Regions from separate parts of the Homo sapiens genome. Here region 1 is linked to region 2. The links are chromatin loops, found by intact Hi-C in ENCODE. Cell type or tissue: dorsolateral prefrontal cortex. All regions are shown on one strand. Links, peaks and the distances in the headings refer to the core of each region. The heading gives the core; the rest is flanking DNA. Region 1 overlaps LOC102724355 (a long non-coding RNA gene). Region 2 has its middle 160 kb from the start of LINC01673.

Region 1 (15,585 bases), core at 4,818-7,317, 160 kb after region 2:
TTAGCAACACAAACATTTCAACTTCGGCTGTATCTCGCTTTAGTTTCCTCCTTCTGGAATATGTGGTTTTATAAAAGAAATGCATTTTCTACAATGAATATGTATTACTTTTATAAAAAATATTTTTAAGATTAGGCTAAATGATTGATTACATTTAAAGTTAAACATTAGCAAGAAAGGCAGCAGTTAGAATGAAAGTACAATTATTTCAGGTCCTCTGAGAAATGAATAGGGAAAATAAATAAATAAAACCTACATTTACAAGTAAATATTTCCTAATGCGCTTCCATGAATTTAAAATGTTAAAATAATTAAACTTAAAAACGATTATACTGAAAATCTATGTTACTAAGCTTGAATACAAATTGACCCTATATTTTTTCAATTGTATTTTTTTGGAATGTAAAGTTTGTTGTTCGCATTGCACTTATGCATGCTGTGATGGTTAATACTGAGTGTCAACTTGATTGGATTGAAGGATATAAAGCATTGATCCTGGGTGTGTCTGTGAGGGTGTTGCTAAAAGAGATTAACATTTGAGACAGTGAGTTGGGGAAGTCAGACCCACTCTTAATCTGGTGGGCACAATCTAATCAGCTGCCAGCGAATAGAAAGCAGGCAGAAAAACGTGAAAAGGAGAGACTGGCCTAGCCTCCCAGCCTACATCTTTCTCACGTGCTGGATCAGCTTCCTGCCCTCAGGCATCAGACTCCAAGTTCTTCAGTTTTGGGCCTTGGACTGACTCTCTGCTCCTCAGCTTGCAGACAGCCTATTGTGGGACTTTGTGATCGTGTAAGTTAATAGATAAGAAACTCCCATTTATGTATCTCCTATTCTGTCCCTTTAGAGAACCCTGACTAATACAGATTTTGATACCAGGAGTGGTTCTAGATGAACAGAATATTAAGGATGGAGTTCTTTCATTGGTTTTTGGGTTTCTGGAGGTGGCTGCTTAATATGATTAGACAGAAAAATGCTAAGGACTCTACTAATAGTATGGAAAACACTGATAGTCTTTGGCATGAACTGTTTAGAGAGCTATGCAAAATAAATGCATTTGATACTCCTGATTCACTGCTCGTGAGAGGCAAGGAGTTTAGTGATTTTATGCATAATACCTTTGACCATATATGGAGAATCAAGGAACATAATGAAGCTGATGGTTTGCTCCTAAGTTCAGTGGACAAAGTGATGAAAGAAAATGATGAACTCAGAGCTTCTATCTCCTGTAGAGAAAGAGCTGAAATTGTGGGAAAACAGACACAAGTTCTTAGAATGAGAGTGGCTGAACTGCAATGAAAGACTCATGCACAACCTCGCCAGGTGTCTACTGTTAAAGTGTCTAGAGGGTATTGACTGAAAAAGAATGGGACCCCGAAACTTGGAATGGGGATGTGTGGGAGGACCCTGATGAAGCTGGGGCCACTGAGTTTGTAAATCCTGATGAACCTTTTTTGTGAAAAGAAACAGCTTCCCCATCTCTAGTAGTGGCAACATCCCCTCCCCAACCCACGCTGCCATCATCCTTTCCACCTTTGTCTGAGGAGATAAACCCTACGCTGCCCGAGGGAACAGTGATGGCCTCCCCTGAGGCAGTTGCCAGGCAAAATGTTGATTCTCTTCAGGAGCCACTCCCAACACCCCTGTTTTCTTCTAGACCTATAACTACAGTCCCAGCAGGCCCCTAGAGGTGAGGTTGAGAGTGTGACCCATGAGGAGGTGTGCTACACTCAAAAAGAACTGTTTGATTTCTTTAATTATATAAACAGAAATCTGGAGAACAGGCATGAGGGTAGATATTAAGGGTATGGGATAATGGTGGAAGGAACATAGAGTTGGATAAGGCTGAATTCATTTATTTGGGCCCACCAAGTAGGGACTCTGCTTTCAATGTTGCAGCTTGGGGAGTTAAAAAGGTTCTAATAGTTTATTGGCTTGGTTAGCTGAAATATGGATTAAAAGATGGCCCACTGTGAGCAAGCTGGAAATGCCTGATCTCCCTTGTTTTAATATAGAGGGAGGGGATCCAAAAGCTTAGGGAGATTGGGATGGTGGAGTAGATCAGTCAATTTAGACCTACTCATCCCAGCTCAGAGGGTCCAAAAGATATAACCTTGACCAATGCCTTGCAAAATAGAGTAGTGAGGGCAGCACCTGCATCTTTGAGGAGCCCTATAATTTCTCTTCTCTGTAGGTCAGATCTAATGGTGGGCACTGCAGTCACTCACTACAAAATTTAAATACAGTGTGAATAATTGGATCCCGAGGTGGCAGGGGCCAAGTGTCAGTACTCAACCATCAAAGGCAAGGTGGGTGTAGCTACTGTAATGGACAGCAGAGGCAAAGCAGCAATCAGAATAATCTGATTCATATAGAGCTCTGGCATTGACTAATTAATCACAGTGTTCCTAGAAGTGAAATTGATATGAAACCTACTGCATTCCTACCTAATTGATACAAGCAGAAAACTTCTAGATCGAGTGGACAAAACACTAATTTGAATTACAAAAAGAGAATCCCAGCCCTCAATCAATTTCCAGACTTGAGCCAGTTTACAGACCCAGAACGGCCTGAGTGAAGGGGAGGCTGGCCTCCTTATGGAAGGACCCCACTACATTACCAACAATTAATGCAGTGAGTCTTTCTCCCAAGGTGGCCTCCAGCCTTTTACCAGGATAACTGTGCACTGGGGAAAGGAAAATGATCAGACATTTTGGGGACTACTGGACACTGGCTCTGAGCTGACATTGATTCCAGGAGACCCAAAACATCATTGTGGTCCTCCAAACAAAGTAAGTGTTTATAGAGGTCAGGTAATTAATGGAGTTTTAGCTCAGGTCCAACTTACAGTGGGTGCAGTGGGTCCCTGGTCTCATCCTGTGGTCATTTTCCCAGTGGCCGAATGCATAATTGGCATAGACATACTTAGCAGCTGGCAGAACCCCCACATTGGCTCCATGACTGGTAGGATGAGGGCTATTGTGGTGGGAAAGGCCAAATTGAAGCCACTAGAGCCGCCTCTATCTAGAAAAATAGTAAGTCAAAAACAATGTCACATTCCTGAAGGAATTGTGAAGATTACTGCCACCATCAAGGACTTGGAAGATGCAGGGGTGGTGATTCCCACAACTCTCCTATTTGGCCTGTGCAGAAGACAGATGGATCTTGGAGAATGACAGTGGATTATCGTAAGCTTAACCAAGAGATGACTCCAATTACAGCTGCCCTACCAGATGTGGTTTCATTGCTTGAGCAAATTACCACATCTCCTGGTACTTGGTATGCAGCCATTGACTTGGCAAATGCCTTTTTCTCCGTTCCTGTCCATAAGGCCCAATAGAAGCAATTTGCCTTCAGCTGGCAAGGCCAGCAATATACCTTTACTGTCCCACCTCAGTGGTATATCAACTCTCCACCTTTGTGTCATAATCTTATTCAGAGAGACCTTGATTGCTTTTTGCTTTGATGAAGATATCACACTGATCCATTACATTGATGGCATTTTGCTGACTGGATCCAGTAAGCAAGAAGTAGTAGCAAACACACTGGACTTATTGGTGAGACATTTGCATGCCAGAGGATGGGAAATAAATCCGACTAAAACTGAAGGACTTTCAACCTCAGTAACATTTCTAGGGATCCAGTGGTGTGGGACCTGTTGAGATATTCCTTTTAAGGTGAAGGAGAAGTTGCTGCATTTGGCCCCTCCTACAACTAAGAAACAGGCACAACACCTAGTGTGCCTATCTGGATTTTGGAGGCAACACATTCTTCATTTGGGTGTGTTACTCCAGCCCATTGATGGTGTGACCCAAGAGGCTGCCAGTTTGAGTGGGGTCAGAAACAGGAGAATGCTCTGCAACAGGTCCAGGCTGCTGTGCAAGCTGCTCTGACACTTGGGTCATATGACCCAGCATATCCAATGGTGCTTGAGGTGTCAGTGGAAGATAGGGATGCTGTTTGGAGCCTTTGGCAGGCCCCTATAGGTGAAACACAGTGGAGGCCTCTAGGATTTTGGAGCAAGACCCTGCCATCTTCTGCAGATAACTACTCTCTTTTTTGAGAGACAGCTCTTGGCCTGTTACTGGGCTTTGGTGGAAACTGTATATTTGACTGTGGGTCATCAAGTCACCATGTGACCTGAACTGCCTGTCGTGAACTGGGTGCTTTCTGACCCATCTAGCCATAAAGTGGGTCATGCACAACAGCATTCCATCATCAAATGGAAGTGGTATATATATTATCGGGCTCAAACAAGTCCTGAAGGCACAAGTATGTTACATGAGGAAGTGGTTCAAATACCCATGGTCTCCACTCCTGCCACCCTGCCTTCTTTCCCCCAGCCCGCACCGATGGCCTCATGGAGAGTTCCACTCCTCGCCAGAGGACATATTTCCAAGCAATCAAAATACCCTTTGTCCCAGACTAGTGGCCTAAGCTGCCTCTTCCTTCCCCTGCAAAGAACTTGTACAATGACGACTTTTCCACTCCTCACCAGGACACAGTCCCAGGCATTTAGAACACTTGTACAGCTGGATAGGAGCCTGAGACATTCCTCCCTTCTCATGAAGAGATCTTGGTGCAGCAGCAAACTCTCTGCTCCATGCCCAGACATAGCTCCAGGGCTTTGGTGCATCTGCCCCCTGAGAATAAGAGCTTGAGCTGCCATCCCCTTTCTGCTAAAAGAACGTCGTAGAGCAGTACTCCCTCTGCTCCACACTCAGATAGAACTCCAGGCATTTGGCATGCCCACTCTCACAGATTAGGAGTACAATCTATCCCTCCCTTCTCATGCAGACCTTGCTGTGGCAGCAGTTTCTCTATTCCTTCTCTGGGTGTATTACCTGGCATGAGGCACACCTGCTCCCCTACAGTAGGCACTCAAGCCACCCCCTCCCCTTTTTTCCTGCAAAGACCTTCTTGCAACCACAGTTTATGTACTCTGCATTCCTGGGGCATGTTTCCAGGCATTTGGTACATCCACTTGCCCAAATTTGGAGCCTGAGCCACCTCTCCCTTCAGGTGCAGAGATCTTGGTGCAGTGGAGCTTTCTGTGCTGAAAGCCCAGATATATCTCCAGGAATTTGGAGTACCCACTCTTCTTGATGTTGTGTTTAGGCCATACTCCCCTACCTGTGCAGAAAACTTGGGGCAGTGGAGGTTTTCCAACTCCATGCCTAGGCACACTTCTGGGCATTTGGTGGCTGTGCACTAGAATCCCCCAACACAGCTGGTGCTTGTGCCTGCCATTATGAGACATGAGGCAGGCCTGTCCAGTCGGGCCCTGCCTACCTTGGTCCCCCACTCTGGAGATAAGTAGGGAGCTCAGAACCCTGTGAATTCCACAGTTCAACCCATTGTCTTGGGTAACACAGAGCTTCCCATAGTAAACAAGGATCAAGTATTAGTGTATACCCATCCCGATTGGCTGCAGCCAGTTCTAACACTACAGCACCACCCACTGGCATGGAGGTTGAACCCCACAAAACAAGAGGAAATCTGCTGACACAAATGCATAGCTCTGGAAAATGTGATAAGCTTCCTGAGCCTACTCACATGCCTAACACATTGCTACTACAACAAACATTTGAGAAAGCCACCATAGAAAGGCTTCAATAACTAAGGAGTTTTTCCAGACTCTTTACCACTGAAAACTCCCAGAAACAAAGTAAAAGGACCTTATACAACATCATACATTGTAGACACCTCCTCAAGAAGGGAAAAAGTCCTTTCCAAAGTAAAGCAAAATCAAAAAATATGAAGGAGAGACAGCTTATCCAGATGTAAAAGAACAAGAGAAAAAACTCCAAAAGTATAGGAAAAAACAGTGTTACAACACCCCCAAAGTGAAGCAGTAACTCTCTAGCAATGGATCTCAAACAAAATGAAATCTTTGAAATAACAGATAAAGAATTCAAAATACTGATTTTAAAGAAAATAATTGAGATCCAAGAGAAAACTAAAACCAACATAAAGAAATCAGAGAAAAAATTCAGGACATGGAAAAGGAGACAGGCATCGTTAAAAAATAAAAAGAATTTCTAGAAGTAAAAAAAATTTTGAAATAGTTACAAAATACAGCTGAAAATTTTAACAATAGGCTAGACCAAGTGGAAGAAGAATTATAGAGTTAGAAGACAGGTCTTTCAAATTAACAGTGAGAAACAATTTAAAAAAATTTTAAATAAACAAAGACTTCAGGATATATGAGATTATGTAAAACATCCAAACCTACAAGTTATACATAATTACATAATGACAGAGGAAGAAGAAAACAAAGAAGAAGAAGAATGTATGAAAAACCTATTTGAGGAAATAATTTAAGAAAACTTCCCTAGTCTTGGGACAGATTTAGACATTCAGATACCAGAAGCTCAGAGAATTCCTAGAGATACATTGCAAGAACTTCACCAATGTATATAGTCATCAGACTATCCAAAGTCAATGAGAGGGGAAAAAAAACACTCTAAGAGCATCAAGAGAGGGGTCTAATCATTTTGAAATCCTATTATACTAACAGCAGAAATCTCAGCAGAAACCCTATAATCCAGAAGACATTAAGAGCCTATTTTTAGCCCACTTAAAGAAACAAAAAAGCCAGCCAGGAATTTTGTGTTCTGCCAAACTAAGCTTCATAAATTAAGGAGAAATATAACCTTTCCCCGACAAAGAAACACCAAGGGAATTTGTCACCACTAGACCAGACCACCAACAAATGTGCAGTCTACACATGGAAATGAAAGAATGACCCACACCATCATAAAAGATGACAGAAATACAAAGCTCACAGATAACATAAAGCAACTACACAATGAAACCACAAGGCAACTAGCTAACAACACTATGATAAACATAAAATCTCACCTATCAACATTATCCTTGAATATAAATGACTTGAATGCTCTACTCTAAAAACATAGAGTGGAAACTGTAAAAAACAAAACAAAAGAAGACAAAACAAAGAAAACAAACAAAAATTCCAGAACTCAACCATCTGCTGCATGTAAGAGGCTCACTTACTGGCTAAAGGCAGCTGCAGACTCAAAGTAAATTAGAAGAAAAAAGATATATAAACAGAAAACAAAAGTGAGCAGGAGTAGCCACTCTTATTTCAGATTAAACAGGCTTTAAACCAACAACAGAAAAATAAGACAAAGAAGGGTATTATATAATGATAAAGGGTTCAATACAACAAGAAAATTTAAATATCTTAAATACATATGTACCCAACCCCAGAGCACCCAGGTTCATGAAGCAAATACTACTACATCTAAGAAAACACTATTGTATTGATAGGAATACAATAAGGGAGGACTTTAACATCCCAATGACATCACTAGACAGAACATTGAGGCAGAACATCAACAAAGAAACTATGGATTAAACTGTACTATAGACCAAATGGACCTAATAGACATTTAAATAACATTCTATCCAACAACCACAGAATATACATTCTTCCCACCTCCACAAGGAACATTCTCAAAAATCAACCATATATTTGGGCCATAAAGCAAGTACCAATAAATTTTCAAAAAATCTAAATCATATTAAGTATCTTCCTCAACCACAGTTTAATAAAATTAGAAATTAATACTAAGAGGAAGTTTCAAAACTACACAAGTGCAAGGAAGGTTGCTCCTGAATGACTTTTCTGCAAACAATGAAGTTAAGACAGAAATAAAAAAATTCCTTGAAGTGAATGAAAATAGAGACAACAACATACCAAAACTTCTGAGATACACCAAAAGAAGTACTAAGAGTAAAGTTTATGGCATTAAATGCCCACATCAAAAAGATAGAAAGATCCCAAATTAACAACCTAATGTTGATCCACATTATAAACTATAGAAACTATAAAAACAAGAATAATCCAAACCCAAAACTATCAGAAGAAATAATAAAGAGCAGAACTAAATGAGGTTGAGACTAATAAATTGATACAATGGATTAATAAAACAAAAAGGTGTTTTTATGAAAAGATAAGAAAAATTGACATATGGTTAGCTAGCATAGCCAAGAAAAAATGAGAGAAGATTCAAATAAGTAAAATCAGAAATAAGGAAGGGGACATTACAACTGATACCACAGAAATGCAAAGGATTTCCAGACTGTTATGAACACCTCTATGCACACAAAATAGAAAGCCTAGAGGAAATAGATAAATTCCTGGAAACATGACCCTCCACAATTGAACCAGGAAGAAACATAAATCCTGAACTGACCAATAATGTGTAATTAAATAGAATAAGAAATAAAAAATCTTTCAACAACAACAACAACAACAGCCCAGGACCAGACAGATTCACAGCTGCATTTTACCAGATGTTCAAAGAAGAGTTGGTACCAATCTTACTGAAATTATTCAAAAAAAAAAAAAAAAAAAAAGACTAAGGAGGAGCAATTACTCCCTAACTCATTCCACAAAATCAGTATCACCCTTATAACCAAAATCAGGCAAGGGCAAAAGAACAACAACAAAAATACCACAGGCCAATATTCTAGATGAATATCAATGCAAAAATCCTCAATAAAATTCTAGCAAACTGAATGCAACAGCATATCAAAAAGATAATTCTTCACAATCAAGTGAGTTTTATTCCAGCAATGCAAGAATGGTTCAACATCCAGAAATCAATCAATGTGATTCATCACATAAACAAAACTAAAAACAAAAACCATATGACCACCTCAATAGAAACAGAAAAAGCATTTAATAAAATTCAGCATTGCTTCATGATAAAAATCATCAACAAACTAGGCATTGAAGAAACATACCTCAAAATAGTAAGAGCCATCTATGACAAATCCACAGCCAACATTATATAGAATAGGGGAAAGCTGAAAGCATTCCCCTTAAGAACCAGAACAAGACAAGGATGTCTCCTCTCACCACTGCTATTCAACACAGTACTGCAGTTATTAGAGCAATCAGGTAAGAGACAAAAATAAAAAGCATCCAAATTGGACAGGAACAAGTCAAATTATCTCTGTTCACTGAAGACATAATCATACAAGCAAAAAACCCTAAAGATATATCCAAAGGACTCCTAGACTTAAATAAAATCAGTCAAGTTTCAGGACACAAAATCAACGTAAAATCAGTTGCATTTCTATACACCAATAACATTCAAGCTGAAAACCAAATCAAGAACTCAATTCCATTTACAACAGCCACAAAACAACAACAACCTAGAAATACATTTAACCAAGGAGGTGAAAAATCTCTAAGGAAGAACTATAAAACAATGATGAAATAAATCATAGATGACACAATAAAAAATATTCCATTCTCATGGATTTGAAGAATCAATGTCATTAAAATGGTCATACTACCCAAAGGATTCCACAGATTCAATGCAATCTCTATCAAATTACCAACATCATCCTTCATGAAATTGGGGGAAAAAATCTAAATTTCATATGTAACCAAAAAGACCCCCAATAGCCAAAACAATCCTAAGCAAAAAGAACAAATCTGAAGGCATCTAGATTTGCCTGACTTTACTGCTGGACTTCAAATTTTACCTCAAGGCTACAGTAACTAAAAGAGCATGATACTGGTATAAAATAGGTACACAGATCAATAGAACAGAATAGATAACCCAATATAAAGCCACATATCTACAACCCACTGATCTTTGACAAAATTGACAAAAATAAATGATAGAGAAAGAGCATCCTGTTCAATAAATGGTACTGGAATAGCTGGCTAGTCATATGCAGAAGAATGAAACTGGACCACCTATCTCTCATCACATACAAAAATTAATTCAATATGGACATATTAGTCTGTTTTCATGCTGCTAATACAGAAATACCCGAGACCGGGTAATTTATAAAGAAAAGAGATTTAACGGACTAATTTTTCCACATGGCTGAGGAGGCCTCACAATCATGATGGAAGACGAAGGAAGAGCAAAGAGACATCTCACATGGCAGCAGGCAAGAGAGAGCATGTGCAGGGAAACTCCCTCTATAAAACCATCAGATCCCGTGAGACTTACTATCATGAGAATGGCGCAGGAAAGACCTACCCTCATGATTCAATTACCTCCCACCGGGTCCTTCCCAAGACACGTGGGGATTATAGGAGATACAATTCAAGATGAGATTTGAGTGAGGACATAGCCAAACTATATCAATGGTTTAAAGACATAAATTTAATACCTGAACCTATAAAAATACTAGAAAAAAATTAGAAAATCTTTTCTGGACATTGGCTTAGGCAAAGAATTTATGATGAAGACCCCAAAAACAAATGCAACAAAAACAAAAATAGACAAATGAGACTTAATTAAACTAAAAAGCTTCTATATAGCAGAATAAATAATCAGCAGAGTAAACAGGCAACCTACAGAATGGGAGAAAATATTTGCAAATTATGCCTCTGACAGAGGACTAATAATCAGAATCTATGAGGAACTCAATTCAAAAAAAACAAGCAAACAGTCCCATTAAAAGCTGGGTAAAGGACATGAGCAACACCTCTCAAAGGAAGAAATACAAGTGGCCAACAAACACATGAAAAAATGCTCAATATCACTGATCATCAGAGAAATGAAATTAAAACCATATTGCAATATCATCTTACACCAGTCAGAATGGCTATTACTAAAAAGTCAAAAAACAGGTGTTGGTGTGTATGCAGAGAAAAGGGAACATTGATGTGTATGCAGAGAAAAGGGAACTTTTATGTATTGTTGGTAGAAATATAAATTAGTTCAACTTCTAGGGAAAACAGTTTCGACATTTCTCAAACAACTAAAAGTAGAACTACCATTTGGCCCAAAAATCCCACTACTGGGTAGTGAGATTTTCTTACCCAGAAGAAAAGAAATCATTATACTGAAAAGACACCTGTACTAATTTGTACATTGCAGCACTATTCACAATAACAAAGTCATGGAACCAAACTAAGTGTCCATTAATGTTTGACTGGAATTTTAAAAATGTGATATATGTACACTATGGAATGCTTTGCAGTCATAAAAAAGAATGTAATCATGTTTTTTGCAGCAACATAGTTGGAATAGAGGCCAATATCCTAAGTGAACTAACTTAGAAACTAACTTAGAAATGGAAAACCAAATATCATATGCTTTTACTTATAAGTGGGAGCTAAATAATGCATACACATGGACATAAAGATAGAACTAATAGACAATAGGGACTCCAAAAGACGGAAGGGTGGAAAAGAGGCGAGTGTTGAAAAATTACCTATCAGGTACAATGTTCAATATTTTCATTGTTGGTACACTTAGAAGCTCAAACACCACAAGTAAGCACTATATGTAACATACAAGCACATATAACCCCAATTCTAAATAAAATTTAAAAATAAAAATAATTTCATAATATTGGTCACTTGTACCTAAAAAATTAATATTATAACATAGCACTTAATTCCAGTATTAATTGCATAGGCTACTTAAATTTAAATGTGTGATATGTGATCGTTTCCATATTTTAACCTCTAAAATACACAATGTAAGAAGCTAAAATGTTCGTTCCAAATATATAGTCCAGAGAAATTTTATTTCTAGAGATATGCATTGCAATTATTCATTATTTTTATTAGAGATTATAAAGTGAGTTATTACAAATTGTTAAGAAACATTTCTAGCACTCTGCCTTACAAAACTAGAAATTCACAAACATGCATTATAATAATTTAAAGTATTTATTATGAAGTCAAAGATGCACACGACGAACATTTTAAGAATTACTCTTGGAATGTAACAGCAATGCAGACCAATATGTTCTTATGTAGACCATGAAGAAATGTATATAAACTGATGTATTAAATAAGTGTGAAAAACGAATATTCCATAATACATAGTAATTGTTATTTACGATAAACATATTTTTAAATATATATGTGTGTTGTAGTTAATTACCTAGTAAAATTAGTATAAAAAGATAGAAAATTACCTGACTTGGTTGGAACTTTTCAAGTGCCAGATACAGTCCTGGATTTTTAAGATGCGTGAAAAAGTACCTGAAAGCCCTCATTGATAAAAAGAGGAGACGGTGCATATCAGCTTACATGTTTGCTCCTCTGTTTAAGGAACACTGGCTGGTCAGAGAGTTTTATATAGAAGGGAGCCCTCTCAGCAGAGATGCTGCCCCTCGTGATCTGACTTCCCTCTAAAAGCAACCACTTGGACCAGGATTCAGCATTAACTCAAGAGCAGTCAATTCACAGGTCAATCGAGAATCTTGGATATGGATAGAAGAAAAGAGATAGCAGTCAGGCCATGTCTGGTGAACGTCACTGAAAATAACAACAAAATAGCAGAGGAAAACTTGTTAGCATCATGGTAGATTTGAGGTACAGAAAAAGCCAAGGACAGTTCATGGCATTGAATATAATAGCCTTGCCTCACGGAGCTTAGAGTGGGGACGGATAGCATTAGGAGATATACCTAATGTTAAATGACGAGTTAATGGGTGCAGCACACCAACATGGCACATGTATACATATGTAACTAACCTGCACGTTGTGCACATGTACCCTAAAACTTAAAGTATAATTAAAAAAAAGGAAAACAATCATTAAACAAATACTCATGAACTACAAATATTACAACCAATAGTGCTCGACAGTATGAAGGGAAATTGTAAATTTTATGAGAAAAATGGTAAACCCCACATTAGACTGGGACTTCAAGGAATGTCTCCAGTGAAAATAATTTGCTTCTGGACCCTTCTAATTCAGGACATTGGCTTTCTCCTGTTAGCTTATCTGTGCAGAGAGCAGTGGACAATTCCAGTCCTATTGTTCCACACCCCCCACCCTTACCATCACCACCCTGCGTTTTTTGTTGTTTTTGTTTTACTGGACAACACTTGCAATTTTCACCAATCATTCTAAGTCTCAAAGTGAGATAAAGATGTGCTATACAATGGAGCTAAGATGCAAATTGTTTTATCTAATGGAGTAAGGACTTTTCATCCTTTTCTGCACACAAATATCGCTGAATCTCCTGGGTTTAGAAGTATGAATTAATACGACATTGAGAAAGTAATGTTCCTAAAAGCTAAGGAACGGGCTGAATTATTTTTCTGTTGACATAAAGTCTTCAAAAGTTCCAAGTCTCGAACTACCGAAATGATACAATTTTGAGTGTTTGAATTGTTTTTTTTTTTGAGGAGTGGACCTTTATGACAAATACTGAGATTAGGAGAGTTGGATTTGTATAGTGTACCAAAAACACTCCTAAAACCACATTTATTCAAACATAATGTAATACATGTTTTATAAACTACTTTTTACAGATAGATTTAGTTTTTGTTACACCCTTTGGGGAGTTAACTGAGAAAGTGTTCCTGTAACACTCTCAATTGTTTGGATGCATTCTTTAGAAATTAATATCCTTATTGGCGTATGTGTTATATTACCTCATATGCTTCTTTGCCTAAAACTTGCTGACATTTTAGTGGAAAAAAATAGAAAGGAGTAGCCTATCAGCTATGCTGCACTAAACTGCTTAGTATTATGCAGCTAGGCAAGCAGGGCCCTTACAACATGCCTTAACAGTGAATTTCATGCCAAAGAACAAGATGCTTGCAGGATTTTTTAAAAGTTTGGGGTTATGGGGAGAGTAGTAAAAAAATCAATGTTTTTGTCATATTGCAAGCATTTGATGAAAGTTAGAAATATAAAGATATGAGGTGAAAGGATTCTTGATCTCTCTCTGTCAGTGAAATCTATGCCTTCCCACTTTGTTTTTTTCTGACAGCAAATATTTTCACACTACACATTACAGAGCTGGAGTAGAAGATAACTAACTCTTTATATCTGCAAATTCCTAAAACATGGACAAAGTCCAGTCCTCTTTTGTGAGACTTTTGTTATCACGAAAGGATTTTAACTTGTTTATATTCTTCTTGCAACAAAAGTCATTTTTGTAGATTTTTTCTCCTCTCCTCTTGAGAAATGTGCACAGTTGGAACATCTTGCATGATAGTGTGTATGTATTAATAGATATATTTCCCTTTAAATTTGACATATGTTGATATCTTGCTCCCTTGGCATCAAATAAAAATAAAAACAGATTTTAACTTCAACTTTAATGTACTTGGCAAAAAACTGGAAAACAACTGAATTTAATTAAGCACAAATGCAGTGATTCGAAGACATTTTAGACATGGAGCATGAATAAATCCAGCGATTTTGTAATTTTCAGCTCATGTGAACAATAGCTATTATAATTCCCATTTAATAGCTGTAAACTTAGGGATATAAATAATTCAAATTACTTTCTTCAAACACAGTCTGTAGAAAGGAGTAAAATTGAAATGTAGCAGTTGGGATTTTAGCAACGTCTGATGTTTGCTTGATGTTTATGAAAGAAGAGAACAATACAGGGATCAGTAATCTCACAGAGGAAATTAAGGAGAAAATAGTAATTAAAAAAAAACAATAGTGTTTCTCCATTTTACAGTTTACAAAATATTTAACAAGCAATGTATCTACTTGTAAATAGGAATTAAAATTTCTGCTATTCACTGACTCAGATACTAAATAGGGTAGTTGTTAAACATCCCCAGAGAGAAACACTAAGTTGTCAGAAAAATAAAGACAGATGTAGAGGGAGGCAGTAATGGTTTTTGATGGTGCTTACACACTGAGGGCTTCCTGATATGGAATGAAGGACAACTTACATTGTGGATGGAGTCCTGGGACCTCTCTTAAGACCCCTGGGCAGGCCAGTGGTATTTTGTAACTGTCTCTTATGGTTTTATGAAATATTTTGAAATTTTGAAAGTTAGCTGGTAGCTGGAAATTGGCCATTGTAAGAGTATTTACACCATGGAAATTGGCTACAAATCCGGATATTTTTTTTCGCAGACATCCAATTTGTCAGCACACAACTACTTGCACCTGAAGAGTAGCCTGGGCACTTTTATGTATAATCCAGTGCTAAGCTACTGCAGTCTACTTTTGGGGGTGAAATGAAACTTTCCAGCAACGGTTAGTGAGAAGTCCCAGTTGGGTTGTCAGTCACTGTTTAAGAATTCTCCATAATCATCAGCAGTGAGGCTTTTGGAAAAAACATATTTCTTTTATTTTTTTTTTTATTTTTTCTTGAGATGGAGTCTCGCTTTGTTGCCCAGGCTAGAGTACAGTGGCACAATCTTGGCTCATTGTAACCTCCTCCTCCCGGGTTCAAGTGGTTCTTCTGCCTTAGTCTCCCGAGTAGCTGGGACTACAGGCACGTGCCACCATGCCCTGCTAATTGTTGTATTTAGTAGAGATGGGATTTCACCATATTGGCCAAACTGGTCTCGAACTCCTGACCTCATTATCCACACACCTCGGCCTCCAAAAGTGCTGGGATTACAGGTGTCAGCCACCGCGCCTGGCCGGAAGAAGCATATTTCAGGCAGACCATATGGGTTGTTTTCCTACTTCCTGTTTTAGATCTTGGTTACATTACTACAAAACATAATGGCATATGAATATCTGTCTAATGCCAGTATCAGACACATATGCTGGTCACAAGGCTAAATAATTTACCCCTACATGAATTTATCTTGTCTTGTTTCTGTGCTTGTTTTATGATGGGTATTATTGGC
Region 2 (15,585 bases), core at 4,935-7,434:
CGGGGTTTCACCGTGTTAGCCAGGATGGTCTTGATCTCCCGACCTCGTGATCCTCCTGCCTCGGCCTCCCAAAGTGCTGGGATTACAGGCGTGAGCCACCACGCCTAGTCAAGAACTTTACTCTTGCAATGTCTGTTCTCTCTCTTCCATAATTAGGCTTTTCATTATCTTGGATCACTTCTAACAGCATACAGATACTCATTACTATGGATTTATATATATGTGTGTGTGTTTATTCACTTGTGTGTATATGTATGAGTACATATATTTAATCATTTGTATATTTTTTTCTGTCATTTTAATTATTTTTACTATAGGGATAAATAAATGGATTTAATTTTTTATCTGAAGCAGTAGTCATCTTCTACAATTAAAGTATATGCCAAGTCTTAGGCTTACATCTTTTTAGCTTATATAGTTACACAATATCTCATTTAACCTCCCTTATGTTGGATGACTAAAAAAACAATTTGAGTTAATTTAAGGTCCCATGACCGCTTGCCTCTGGTTTGCAACTAAACTGTGGGCACATAGTGTTCAGGTGTGAGTGAGATGGACATCTAAGGTGTCATTTGTCCTTATACTGGCACCCGATGGGACATCTACCATCCCACTAGCTCTCATTTCTTCATTCCAAACAAGTCTTTGCTCTGTTATCCTTTGTATTCCTCTCTCATTCTAGTTTCTATGGGTCTAATTCTATTTCAGCCACTTCTAGTGCCATTTAAGTGGGCAAAAATTCACCCATGCCTCAGGCCTTCTCTGCCTACACCTGCTACCTGAAACCTCTTTATTCTCTCAGCATTCCTACCCCATGACTTAACTCAGAAATGAAGGTGCGAGTCCCACTAATTTTTGTCATGTACACTAGAACAGCCACTTATGCCAAGTAAGCCCCTCACGCCACTAATTTTTGTCATGTACACTAGAACAGCCATTCATGCCAAGTAAGCTCATGTTTGGAGGAAAACCCCTTTCTAGGCACCTACTGCTAGAATATCACTTGAGTCAAATCTCATATGGGTCATATGGTTTAGCTTCTTGAAGTGGTATAGGATTGAAAAGTTATATAAAATATCAAAAAATACACTTGTAAAATTGTGAAATATTTTGTCACATGAGTAATTAGGTTCATTCTAGATTGGAATTTAACTTTCCTTATGTGTTTTTATTTTATATAATAAGAATAACATTCTTATACTTGGAAATTAACAGTGTTTTGATGTAATTAAAGCACACATAGTACAAGCTGTGACGTTTAGTGTTGTGTTTGCAACATAAATTGACTTATAGTTAACAGAATCATTACTCTGAAGAACTGAAAAAATATTCTACTATTTTCCCAAATCTTCTTTTAAACTTATTTTAATAAGTATAATCTTATTTTTTTCTTTTAAACTTATTTTAGTTGAAACTTTGGTCAAGAAAATCAATAGTGAAGAGGAGATAGCAGTCAGTAGATAAAAATACCTTTAGGAGAAATATCTAATGTAAATGATGAGTTGATGGGTGCAGCAAAAAAGTAAATATGCTTAACATATTTATTCACCCCCCCACACTCCATATAAATACAACTATAGAAAAGAAATAGTATTGGATGTGGTACAGTTCAGTCTTTCATGGACACATATTGTCCCACATTAGTACTGCCTAAGACTGAATAATAATATTATGATCTTTTTGTTGTTGTTATTTTTGAAACCATGAGGAAGAATTGGCCTTTGTATGAGGAACAAGATTTCACCTGCAGGGAAGAGATAACCCATTGTTAGCCAGCCTGGTTCTGAAAGAGGAACAGAAGGATTTTGTCTTTTTCTGGGGCTGAGAAAGCACTTGGGCCTAGATTTCCATGTGTGGTAATACCTGCTAATTCCACCTGACAGAGAGTGAAACTACCGACCACATGAAGGACTCTTGTGGTTAGGTAAGGCGTCAATGTTCTTCTGTTTTGTTCATGACCTCTACAGTAGCAACCTTTTCTAAAGTAAATAGTAGTAAAGAGTAGTCACTCTTGCTATTACATGTACTCTATGGCTGAGCTTTAGCAGTGTTTATCTCAATAACCTGTGCTCAGTTTTGCTGGGAGGTATTAGGGAAAGAATGTCCTCTCTCAAACCTTTGGCAAAGTTATGAATGGCAGTGGTAAAAGAGAGAGCTCTGTCTCACAACACAATTGCCTAACAAAGGTAATCTGCACCAAATACAGCCACAGGATTTCACCACAAAGGAGTCACTGCTGAAGAATTTGGGAGTATACTTGAGCTAATGGCAAGGCAAAATGATCAGAAACATTGGGGACTTGGCACTTATCATGAAAGAAATTGATGATAACATTTTTGACCCAGGCTGGTGAGAGCAGGAAAGGATGCAAACTATCTGTATACCTAAATATTTATGAACATGTATGTGGACGTGTGTGTGTGTGTGTGTGTGTGTGTGTGGTGTTTATGTGCATGGCTGAATATGAAAGACCTTATACTATATATTTCTACTATCTCCTATCACCTATATGGTTATGGTTATATATAAATTATCAAGATATCTAAATAATTGCTATAATCTGTGTCCCCCAAAATTCACTCGTTAGAAACTTAATCCCCAATGCAACAGTGTTGGAAGGTGTGGCCTTTTAGGAGCTGTTTAGCTCAGAAGGCTTCCACCCTCATTCTTCTTAGGGATTACTTAAGTCGTTGTGAACTAAATTTTGATAGAAATATGGGTAGTAAAAGCCATTCTGATGAGGTCTCAGATGGAAATGAGGAATGAGGTGTTGAAAACTGAAGGAAAGGCCATCCTTGTTATAAAATGGCAAAGAACTTGGCTGAATTATGTCTATGTCCTAAAATTTTGTGGAAGGCAAAATTTAAGAGAAATGAATTAGGATATTGGGCAGAAGAAATCTCTAAGCAGCAAAATAGTCACAATTCTGCATTGCTTCTCTTAACTGCCTATAGTAAAATGGAAAAAGAATAACAACTTAAAGATAGAATTTATAATCAAAAGAGTAGCAGGAAGTAAAGATTTAAAAAATTCACAGCCTGGTTGGGTAAAGTATTTAAAAGGCATGTTGAGGACAGAAAACCAAGGATGTGGCCGAGATACATTGTAATAAGGAGATTAGTATGGCTAGGAGGAAGCCAGGTGCTATTCATCAAGACAATGAGAGAATGATCTGAAAGGCATTTCAGAGATCCTGTGCAGGAGAACTCACTTGTCCAGGCTGCCTCAGATCTCTGCTCTCTGCATTCTGGTGCAGCTCTCCTCAGCCACCCCAGCTATGGCTCCAGTGAATGCAGGTGCAACTCAGGCTGCCACTCCGGAGGGCACAGTGATGAGCCTTAGCAGCATGCACGTACTGCTAATTCTGCAGGTTTGCAGACTACAAAATCAGTGGAGGTACGGCTTCCTTCTCCTAAATTTCAGAGGTCATTGCAGACAGCCTCGAGGTCTGGGCAGAGACCTGTGCAGAGGTTGAGCTGCCACAGAGAACCCCACTAGGTCAATGCTTAGTGGAGCCATGGGGTAGGGCTGCCTCCAAGACCCCAGAACTGTAGAGCCACCTGCATGCGATACCAGCTAGAAGTCACTGCCATGTGGCTTCAATGCATAAGTGCTGAAGCATGGGTTGTGCCTAGCAAAACCACGGAAACAGAGCTGCTGGGAGCATAGAAGACCCAACGCTCACCTTAGCGTGTGCAAGCAGCAGGACATGGAGTCAACATAGATTACTCCAAGGCCTTAAGTTTCAAGATTGTTTGCCCTGTTGGGTATTGGACTTAATTGGGACTTGTTACTTCTTCTTGCTTATCTCTCCCTTTCAGAATGGAAATATCAGTCCTGTGTTTGTACCACCATTGAATTTTAGAATCACGTAACTTGTTTGATGTCACAGGCTCACAGCTAAAGGGAAATTTGCCTCAGGATGAACCATGCATTGAGCCTCACCCATAACTTATTTAGATAAGACTCCAGACTTCAGATTTTTAAGTTGGCATCAGAATGGCTTTTTGGGCTATTGAGATGGAATAGCTGTGTTTTGTATTTGAAAAAAACATCAATTTGGGGAGCCAGGGTTGGAATGCTATGGTCAAAATTAGTCCCCCGAAATTCATGTGTTGGAAACAATCCCTAATGCAACAGTGTTGGGAGATAGGATCTTTTGGGAAGTGCTTAGTTCAAGAGGGCTCTTTGCTCATAAGTCAGTTAATTCCATTATAAAAGGGTTTAATGAAAGGAGTTTGCCCCTTTTCGCTTTTTGCCCTCCTGTCTTCTGCCATGTGAGGATATAACATTCCCCCATTTTCAAAAGACACAGCATTCAAGGTGCCATCTTGGAAGCAGAGACCAGATCATCATCAGATAAATGAACCTGCTGGCACCTGTGTCTTGGACTTCCCAGCCTCCAGAACACTGCGAAGATATACATTTCTCTTAAATTTCCCAGTTTGTGAAATTCTGTCTGGGAAGCACAAAATGAACTAAGACAATAGCTATAGTAACTATATAGATGCCTTACATGCTTTGCCCTTGAACAACATGAGGATTAGGAATACCAAACCCCATATGGTCAAAAATTCATGTATAAGTTTTGACTCCCCAAAAACCTAACTACTAATAGTCTACTGTTGACTAGAAGCCTATTGGTAACATAAACAGTTGATTAACATATATTTTGTATGCTGCGTGTATTTTATATTGTATTCTTACATTAAAGTAAGCTAAGAGAAAAATGTTGTTGAAAAAATCACGAGGAGAAAATATATTTACTATTCATTAAGTGGAAGTGGATTATCATAAAGGTCTTCATCCTCATCAACTTCATATTGAGTAGGCTGAGGAGGAGGCAGAAAATGGAGTAGTTGATCTTGCTGTATCAAGGGTGGCAGAGGTGAAAAAAAAATCCATGTATAAGTGGAGCTGTGCAGTTCAAACCTACCTTGTTCAAGGGTTTTGTCTTAAAATATGTCCAAGACATTGTTCTCTGTCAATGTTCTAAAAATAGATATTATTTTACTGACTGCAGTATTGTATGATTGAAGACTATTGAAACAATTTATTCCCTCATTAACTTGAAAATTGAAACAATTTATTCTCTCATTAACTTAAAAATTGAGACAATTTGTTCTTTCATTAACTTGTTACCCTTGAGTACTCCTTTGTCCTCAGTCTTAATAACAATGGAAAATGTCCCCTGTTTTAATCTTTAGTGACCTCATTGTAATATAATTCATAAACATAATGCAAAGTACTAAGATGCTTAGCCATACTGATTTTTTATTTCTTCCTGTGATTTACTAGTTCAGTTTCTTTAACCACCTTAGTGGATTACTTGCACTTTCCTAAATAATTCATAAAAGGGAGTTATTTATATTAAAGATATTGACTATTTGTACACAATGCAAAATTTTTCCTATTCTTGTCTTTTGCTTTCTTACTTGATTTGATATGGTTTGATAAGCAAACATTTTTAAACATTTAAATCTGTTGAACTACAATCCTTTCTCAGTTCAGTCTTTGGTATCATATTAAATAAGCCATGTAAGTTTGCATATGGTTTCAGTTTTATGTTTAGATCTTTAATCCAATTGGAATTTATTTTGTGTAAAAGTTGTGAAATAGGGATATATCTTTCCTGTCATGTCCTCCCAAGTGTATACTTAATTTTCACCATTCCACTTATTGAAAAATTCATGCTTTCCTCATTTTCGAAATGTCATTTTGGTATTTTATTAATTCTGATACACACAGCTGTATTTTTCAGAATTCTTAACTGGATTATTGTGAGCTATTTGTCATTCGTATCTTAGTATCACATTCTGTTATTATGATTGAATCTGGTAAAATAATTGCCCCCTTAGCCCCACAATTTTAATAAATATTCAAAACCCCACTCTATAGAAACCTCTAACTAGGGAGATACATTATATGTGCCTACTATGTGTCAAGGACTGTGTACAACTGAAACAGATTTGACTCATGAATTTTACACTCATGATAGGCTGTAGTACTTTATTTTACTCTTAAAAATAACAATAGCAGCTTCTCTTTTATACTTTTATAAAATCTTCTACTGATTTCAAAGCTTTTTTTTAATTAAGAAGAGAACCAATTTTAAAAATGCACTGTTTTTCTTAGATAATATCTAAAAGCCCAGAAGAAAAAGAAATTCTTCTTTTGTAGGCAACATGATTAGCCACTAGAGGAAGTAAGTGTTTTGCATTGCTGGGCAGCAGCATAGGAATTGACTTATGAAAGAAAATCACTGTTAACGTTTATTCTGCCTAGTAGAATGCCTGGCAGTTCTAGAAGAGAGGCTTTGAATTTACAATTTTGTAACTTAGTGATTGTATATAATGACAGGATTTAAATAACTATATTTGACTGAAAGTAGTTATTAGAAGTTCCTGATAGTACATGAAAGGAAAAAAATACTGTCATCTCAACTAGATCATATATCTTTAATTAACTAATTCATAAAAAATAATTCCAAATGTATTTTACTATAAACAATATATTACAATTAAAATGGAATTCTCTGGAGAGCTGATAACCAGAAAACTTGTTTTTGCCATAAAATGTCAAAAATAAGTTAAGAACTAAAGTGTTATTTTTTTAATTGTAAACATTCCTTTGTAGAAAAACTGGTCTTGGAGGCATTCAAATATGCATGAGGACACATTGAGAGAAAATGAAGAAATATGTGCTTTTTTGTGCTTATTTGTTTTAGAAAATAGCAATTACAATCTCATTTAAAATGTAGTGATTATGACAGAACAGTGTTTATTCATTTAATAAGTAGTTATTTAGCACCTCCCGTTTGCCAGCTATTGCGTGGGATATCTAACACATAGTCCAACAATACACAGATTATTTGTGCATTTGGCACACATTTATTATAACTGTATTTTCACTGTCAGTAGGTCATGCTCTCCACATACTGAGCAGGCACTTCTTTTTGCCTGGCATTCTTACACATCAACTATTTTATCTGGTAACATACTTATCCTTTGGGTAGCAGTTGCCCTATCTTTTCTCCTGAGAAGACTTTCTAACTGAAAAACCATAATTAGATATCCTCTTCTAGGCCAGCACCATCATTCCTGAACCATGGCATGTAGTATTAGAAGTGCCTTTGTAATCTTCCATGTTCTTCACTAGATTGTAAATTCTACGAGAGAGTCATACATCCATTCGAAAATATTTACTGAGCACATAAAAAGTACCAAGCACTAGCCTGCTTGCTGTGAGTATAAAGTTTACAAAATTAGAAGAATAAAATAGAATGGAAGTTGAAAGTTATCTCTTTTGCCTAGTAGGGTACAAACTGTACTGCATTGTCTCTCACATCATGTAAGTGAGCCAAATCGATCATCATCCTCTAGAAGTGTTAACAACAAGCACATTGTTGCATTATACTCTAAGCTTCTGGGTCAAAATATCTGGGGGGTGTAGCTCAGGAATCTGCATTTTTTGCAAAGTGCTCCAAGTGGTCAGTATGGATGCTGAGATTGAGATCCACTTGTCCTTGATAATGGAGAGATTGTGTTTGACGTATTCACCGGCTGCATACACAGCATGAAGTAGAGTGCCTGGCACAAAGTGAGTTGTTGTTAATTAGGAGCTGAGTGAATGAATGAGTCACTGACAACCTCAAGTAGTCTACATGACCCACACACCACAGAGAAGTAGAGCATGTTCTACAGAAGCACATAGATGTACACGACCGATTCTTTAGGGAGACCAGAAAACATTCAGAGGCCAATCGTGTATACAATGAAGGACAAAAATGTGGGGAGGCAGAAAGAGCAGGGGGAGCGTATTCCCAACAAAAGGGAGAGCAAGAGCTAAGGCACAGATCAAGGGCATGGGGTGTTCAGGAAATACGGAGTATGTGTGTGTTGCCAGATACCAGGTAGTCATGGGGAAGGTTAAGGTATGGAGGGAGCCTTGTAGGCATTCTGGCTTCTCCTGTAGGTGATAGTGAGCCACTGAAATCAACAAATCTGTTTGCAAATAAATCAACCTTGGTAATATTGTGGAGGATAGATAATCTATTAGGAGATAATGAGACAAAAGATAAGGATAAATGGTCATTAGTTATATGAGGGGAGTGTCACAGATGAAAGAAGGATAGCACTGTGAGTTATTTATCCAATAGAATCTACCCAACGTGACGACTCTTCTAGGGGATATGGCAAGAGTAACTGACGTCAGTATGTTCATGAGAAGATATTAGTCATTGCTTCAACTTGAATCTGAAAATCTTAAGAAACTGCTATGACCCAAAAAATAATACAGAATTCAGTGGTTAGAACTTTTGAATGAATCTGCAAGTATTTTTATGGCTCTCATGTAGTTCTTAATTATGCTACTTGTAACTTACTGAGTTTAATTATACTGTTTTATGAACAAAAGGACAAGAAGTAAACTAATTTTTATTTTCCCCAAGTATCACTTTTTCTCTATTATTACATTGTGTGAACATTGTTCATTGACTAAAATCAGTATTTTTCTTGATACCAACCTTTTCGATTGAAGTGGCTAGATAAAAGTTCAGCATCTTTGACATTAGCTAGTAATTTTTAAAGCAGAAATAAATGTAGAACTTCAGGAAAGTTTCTAATTAAAACTTATTTTAAAAATTGCCCTTGTCAGCTACATGTCTGTTCTGATAAAGCATGGGTTCTATGGGATAAGAAATCAAAAGACTTTGGATGACATTTTATCTCCGGTTTTTCTGGATGAAATAAACAGCATAATTAATGTTCATTGGTCCAAAAGTGACATTGCACAGAAAGATGCACCCTTCTCTGTTTTATTTGGGAGACAGAATTTAGGTGTTCTTCAGTAGGAAAGAAACTACAATCACATTTAATCAACAGTAAAAATGAAGGCCAAAATATTGTAACTACCACTTTTCTTGTTGATTTTGAAAAGGTGCTGATTTCTCTTTGCACAAAGTGCTGAGTGCAAACAAGAGGACAAACCACATCAAGACTGAATCAAAGAGACCAGTTAAACGAGGACTGTCACAGATATTTCATCAAGAAAAATGGCATGTCTTGTTTACGATTACTTTGTCTGATTCACTTCTCCATTAGAAAAAGCACTTTTAAAATATCCTTTTACAATCCTCCTCAAGAGAAGAACATTGCTGGCTATGCAGACTAGACTAATATTGGGAGAGAAACCCTAAGTTCTATGCACAATTGTGAAGGGCTGTGTGTGTGTGTGTGTGTGTCTGTGTGATATACATGCATAGGTAAAATGTTAATCAAATATCTCTCAAAATGAGTGAAATTAGAGACATTTTGTTCTCAGTGCTTTGGAATGACTTCACTTAAATGGATAATATCCCCAAACAGAACAGGGACTGAGAAGATAACAGAACCTATTACCAATTGTTCTTTCATCCTCTCTACCAGGGCTGCAGAATTTCATACTGACGTGTTGAATTTAAGTCTGTTCTGCCTATCATTCCTCAGATAACTGGTGCTTGGAACTGAAACACTCAAAGCAAATGGAGTTCAAATTGTTCATAATATACAAAAGATATTCAAACCCCTTGTATACTATGTCCTTCTTTTACTTTAACATGCAGACTGAAATAGACAATTTTAACGGTTACATCAAGATAACCCACTGAAGTAATTCAAAATTTTTAATTCAATTTTCTTCATCTGATGGAGCAGAAATAACATACCAGAAAATGTATTTAGGTAAAAGTCCTCTTTCCTGTCAAAATATATATCAAATAAAATAAAAATAGGCTCCCTTCTAGGTACTATTTATGCACTTTTTCCTCTTCCACTTCTTGCTGCTTTCTCAGTGATTCTTTCTACGACTATTAAATATCATTACTTTAGAATTTAGTTAAAATGAACTGATTCTGTGATAAATGAAGCAATACTAGAAATCATAATTTACAGAAAACTATTAAAAGATTTAAGAGAATTTTTTCACCATTAATTAAAAACAATTTAGCTTGTGGAGTAAGATTGGTACTCACAAGGTTAAGGAGCATGTTTCTGGAGGCGAAAGGCCTGTTTGAATCTTGACACCCACTAGTTGTGTGACTCCAGGTAAGTTATTAAAGATCTTTATGTTTTAGATTATTTTTCTGTTAAATAGGGATGAAAATAGCATTTACAGCATAGGATTGTTATTGGCATTAAATTAGTTAATATCTATAAAGCACTTTTCGTCTTGTGCACTGTATCAGGTCTGCTAAGCTTCATTCACCTGCGGACCTTTGCACCACAGGCCACTCAGCCACCTTTGAGGCCATGGAGCTTGCAAGTTTACCTCTCAACTTCACATGCGCACAACGCACAGTGAGTTACATCATGCCTATGCTCCATGTGATCCTCTCTTATCTTCTACCCAAGAGCTTCTCTGGTGCAGCTAAGGCTTGATACACCAGGGACCAGCTTAGAACCTGGACAAGAGCAGCCCAGAAGTGCTGGGAAGTGAACACCCTGTAGAGTGCAACTTTCACAAAGGAGACCCTTGACCAGCACATAAGTGCTTTCCCCTTCTTTCCCAATGGAGAGCCCAGGAATGCCAGCATCTTAGAAAATCTTCCTAAAAGATTTAGACCCTGCTGTTTTCTTACAGATCAGAGTGGCAGCCAGATCAGAGACAACCATTTTTATTACCTTGCTCTCCTTTCCTCCCTTACATCGATTCATCTTCAACCCCCTTCCTTGGGATTGCTTTCCCCAATGAAGGGTTAGAACATATGAATTGCTGGAGTATCTAATTTCTATGGGTCCCATACTGAGAAATTATATGAATTAGGTTCTGTTGCTCAAACACCGCCTTATAAAAAGCCTCACAGTCCACATTACCAGACAGAGCACCTCATTCCGATCACTATCCTCTTAACATTCCCATTACCTGATACGTTACATAATTCTTTACTGTTATTGACTGCTCCCCCACCCCTGTGCTAAGATTTAAACAGTGGAGTCTCAGACTATTTTCTTCACTATGTATTCCATGCAGCTACAATATATTTGGCAGTCCATAAAATGTGCTAAGTTTTACTTAAAGATCACTTCTATAAGACCTATTGGGACCACACCATTTGAAATTCCAACCCTCTCTCCAGCCCTTGCACCCAATCTCCTTTGCTATTTCTATTTTTCCACAGTATTTATCATTTTCTAAGTTGCTATATAATTTAACTTTCTTGTTTGTAGTTTATTGTGGCCACCCCTCACTAGCACACAAACTTTGTGAAGTCAAGGTGGCTTTGGTTTTTCTGCGTGTGTGTTTGTTTTTTAGCTTTGTATACTCGTGCATTCACATATCCCAAGTGCCTAAAGCAGTGCCTGTCATACAGAGGGTCCTTTATGGAATGAGTGAGGCATGTGTTCAACTCGAGAGGTAGGAAAGTTGTTATTGGTTAAAGCCTCCATTCAGCCAGAGACTCTGTGAATTGGTTTCATGTGAGTTGATTTGTCAGGATTAGACTCACACGTACAGAAGGGTCAAATTAAGGAGAATAAAAGGAGAATTTAAAGAATTTAAGGAGAGTAAAACTGACTTTGTGGATGCTAGAAAAATACATCAAAATATCTTATTATTACCACCACTCCCCCCAAAAATACCCTTCAGGAATTTTCTTTGATTGTATTTTTTCTACTTCCCACAACTCACCTATGTGTATTTCTGGTGTTTCAGCACCCTTTATATGGAACTGAGACTTCACCGTTACTTTTCTCATTTTTTTTTTTTTTTTTTTTTTTTTTGAGACGGAGTCTCGCTCTGTCGCCCAGGCTGGAGTGCAGTGGCGTGATCTCGGCTCACTGCAAGCTCCGCCTCCCGGGTTTACGCCATTCTCCTGCCTCAGCCTCCCAAGTAGCTGGGACTACAGGCGCCTGCCACGACGCCCGGCTAATTTTTTTTTTGTATTTTTTTTAGTAGAGACGGGGTTTCACCATGTTAGCCAGGATGGTCTCGATCTGCTGACCTCGTGATCTGCCCGCCTCGGCCTCCCAAAGTGCTGGGATTACAGGTATGAGCCACCGCGCCCGGCGTACTTTTCTCATTCTTGAAGAAACTCTAAAATAGTCCAAGCTACTTTCTTCTTTTATCTTAACCTGCATGTTGGAATAGATATTCTTAATGACAGCATAAACAGTGTCAACTCACAAGATCTAGAAGTCTTCCTTCAAATATTTTGATCATATCAGGCACAGTATAATACAAAAAGCTTCAACAAATGAAACAAAAATTCCTAGTTATTACTTTGTCAATAGTCTACTTCACTTTTTCACTACTAGCTTCCTTCAGTTTCCTTTCTACTTCCAGCCATATTCTAAGCTTCAAACATTAAAAACTTACTTTTTCGCCATCTACATCAAGATCTCACCCGGCTCTGCTTCTAATTTTTGGACTTTTCAGGTTGCATTAACCCAGGCAGGGTAGATGGAAAGCCCAAGCTGCCTTAGGGGTGGAATAGTAACCCTGCCATGGACAGGAGCCCTTCAGCACCAAACCTTCTTACCTCAACCATGTATAAATACCTCTGCTAAGGCCAACTTCCCCTATGAATTATTTTCTCATTAATCTGTGGTCCTTGACACCCCTGAGTATATGACTTCATATTTTGGATTCTTGTATAGTTGGTTTCCCATATTATCATAATGCTTATGATAGCAGCTCCCAGTTTTGAAACTACTCTCACTACTACAAGAAGCAACCATATAACATCAGCATTCAGTTTGCATTGGTATACATTTCCTATCACCTTAATTCAAAGCTTTGGATTTCAAGAGCAGGGCCCAGGATTTCCTCTTACTTTTTTAAGCCTATACCCCAATACAGATTGAGTACTCTGTTCACATTGTGGATGTATGTATTCAATGTTGACAGCTGTTCTTTCTACGCACGGTTCAAAAACATTAAACATTTCTCATATGATTTCAAATAATGGCAAATCTGTTATTCTTGTGTCAGGATTATGGATGTAGTGATAACAGAAAAGGGGAGTGTTACTCATAAAATTTTGGAAGAGGAATGTGATAAAACTTTGGGTCAAGGATAATGTATTAGTCCATTTTCATGCTACTGATAAAGACAGGCCCGAGACTGGGAAAAAAAAATAGATTTAATGGACTCAGTTCCATGTAGCTGGGGAGGCCTCACAATCATGATGGAAGCTGAAAGGCACTTCTTACATGGCGCCTGCAAGAGAGAATGAGAGAGAAGCAAAAACAGAAACCCCTTATATAACCATCAGATTGCATGAGATTTACTTACTACCAAGACAATAGTATGGAGAAAACCCCCTCCATGATTCAGTTGTCTCCCACTAGGTCCCTCTCGCAACACGTGGGAATTATGGGAGCCTCAATTTAAGATGAGATTTGGGTGGGGACACAAACCGTATCAGATAATTACCTCCTATATTAACAGCAAAACCAGAAAAAGCTGACATAGGGGGTGTAGTTGCCTGAGTTAGCTAAGGTGAGAGAATTTACCTCCAGAGAGGAAAGATAAACCCCACCTAGAGAGCTAAGGAGGTCATAATGAAGTTTGAAGGGAGGCAGCTTTAGAAATGTCTGATTGGTTCTGCTCTAGAAAATAAGAAATGACTTTGGCAATAGTTGTGATATTTTAGTGCCAAGAGCACTCCAACAGGTGCTAAGTGAAATTTTACACCACTGGAGTAGAGGATAAGGAAGTCAGAGAAATATGCAAAATTTTAGAGAATACATATTTTTATTTGGTTTTGTTTTAGGAGGCTCAGATATTTTGCTACATGCATTTGTGCCATTTCTGTCCTTTTAAATTTTACATCTTTTAGTTCAACCTGAAAATCAAAAGTTATATTTTACACATTTACTTAAAAGAATTATGAATATGCATCTACCTTTCTTAGAATTTATTCATTGAAATCAAGCACCGGATAGCATAGCAGTCAGAGTGGACCAAATTAAAACTAAGACCTGGTTACAGGAAAAACCCGGAATTGCATAGAAGAATGTCCCCCCAAATCAAGAAGGAGGTGAGGGACCAAAGAATAAGTCAGACAAGCCCAGCTTGGCTGGTAGATGAGTGTGGTACTCTGATTTTTATATTATACACAGTAATTCAGGAAATGCAACGTCAAGATATGCAATTATAGGAATCCTACCATAAATATCTAAATCATTTAAAAGCATAATGTCTTAGTTCATTTAGACTGCTATAAAAAAAATACCACAAACTGGATAGCTTACGAGTAACAGAAATGTATTTCTCACTGTTCTGAAGGCTAGGAGGTCTCAGATTAAGGCATTGGCAGATTCAGTGTCTGGTGAGGATCTGCTTTCTGTTTCATAGACAATACCTTCTTGCTATTCCTCACATAGTGGGAGGGGAAGAGTATCTCTCTGGGACTTTTTTTTTTTTTTTGAGATGAAGTCTCACTCTGTCCCCCAGGCCGGAGTGCGGTGGCGCGATCTTGGCTCACTGTAAGCTCCGCCTCCCAGGTTCCACGCCATTCTCCTGCCTCAGCCTCCCGAGTAGCTGGGACTACAGGCACCCGGCACCACGCCTGGCTAATTTTTTGTATTTTTGTAGAGACAGGGTTTCACTGTGTTAGCCAGGATGGTCTCGATCTCCTGACCTCGTGATCAGCCCGCCTCGGCCTCCCAAAGTGCTGGGATTACTGACAGGCATGAGCCACCGTGCCTGGCCAATACATGCTCTTTTCTAAACAGTGGAGGAAGAGAAAAGACCGGATATTTCCTGCAGCACTTAACAAAACCACAATTTCTCTCTTTTCTTCCCAGCCCTGAAAAGACAAGTTAGTCCTTACTTCGAAGGCCAGCTGAAGATTACTGAATGAGCAGTAAATAGCCATCCATTGTAGCCAGATCTCCAGTCAGTTGGCCTAATTCTAACATGGGAATTTTCTGTGTGCAGGTCCCAAGAATCCCCCAACTAGTTCCTTGTATTAGTTTATGTTTATTATGTGTTTTAAGCTATGATTATGTGGTTGGTGAAACTCACAAAACTTGAAAAAAATCCTGGGTGAAACTTCACTGGATCTTCAAGTAAAGTAGTACCAACCAGGACAGTAATTTTGCTTTTCTTTTCTATTGTTAGTTTTCTTTTTATTATACTTCGTGGAACTGTGTTAAAGCAACTGAGGTAAATGGTGTTTTGAATATTTTGATATGTCAATAAGATATAAAAAGTAAGACGTTTCAAAATCATTTACAAAATAGATTTACACTCAGAGGGCTTTTTTGTTATTTCTTCAAAGTTTCTTTTCTAAAGTATTTGTTTATCTCAGTCTATCTTTATAATAGAGAAAAACAGTAAGATCTATTTTCTCTAAAAATATAAATTTCAAAAATGTAATATGAGTGCCTATTGTAGGATCCATCAAACCTCCAGCTTAACAGACATTTCTTGAGCTCATGTGATTTTTGAGAAACTTGGCTAAATATTGTGAGGGGCTACTAGGAAAAACAGAACCCTCTATCTATGTTTAATAACATAAGTGCAAGAATAACTAGGATACACGATTGTGTAAGATAAGGGCCCTAAAATAGTTCAAACAAAGTTCATTGGAATTTCATGTCT

The links. Hi-C counts contacts between places; a loop is a spot of excess contacts. Peaks named below come from ENCODE experiments on the same cell type or tissue, not always from the same donor. Only the 100,000 strongest peaks of a DNase experiment are listed, where the experiment ranks them.
Region 1: it touches region 2 in a loop (2.1-fold over the local background); 3 of 110 quality-filtered maps call a loop at or near these places.

The regions. Positions count from the first base shown.
Region 1 is chr21:27,305,426-27,321,010 of GRCh38, reverse strand. All of the region lies in intron 1 of LOC102724355 (a long non-coding RNA gene), which reads left to right. Among named protein-coding and RNA genes, the nearest start is that of LINC01673, 330 kb to the left of the region's middle. In dorsolateral prefrontal cortex, for the core only: no CTCF peak of the experiment used is centred there; no DNase peak of the experiment used is centred there.
Region 2 is chr21:27,467,531-27,483,115 of GRCh38, reverse strand. No RefSeq gene overlaps it. Among named protein-coding and RNA genes, the nearest start is that of LINC01673, 160 kb to the left of the region's middle. In dorsolateral prefrontal cortex, for the core only: a CTCF peak has its summit at 6,197; no DNase peak of the experiment used is centred there; H3K4me3 peaks cover 233 bases; H3K27ac peaks cover 513 bases.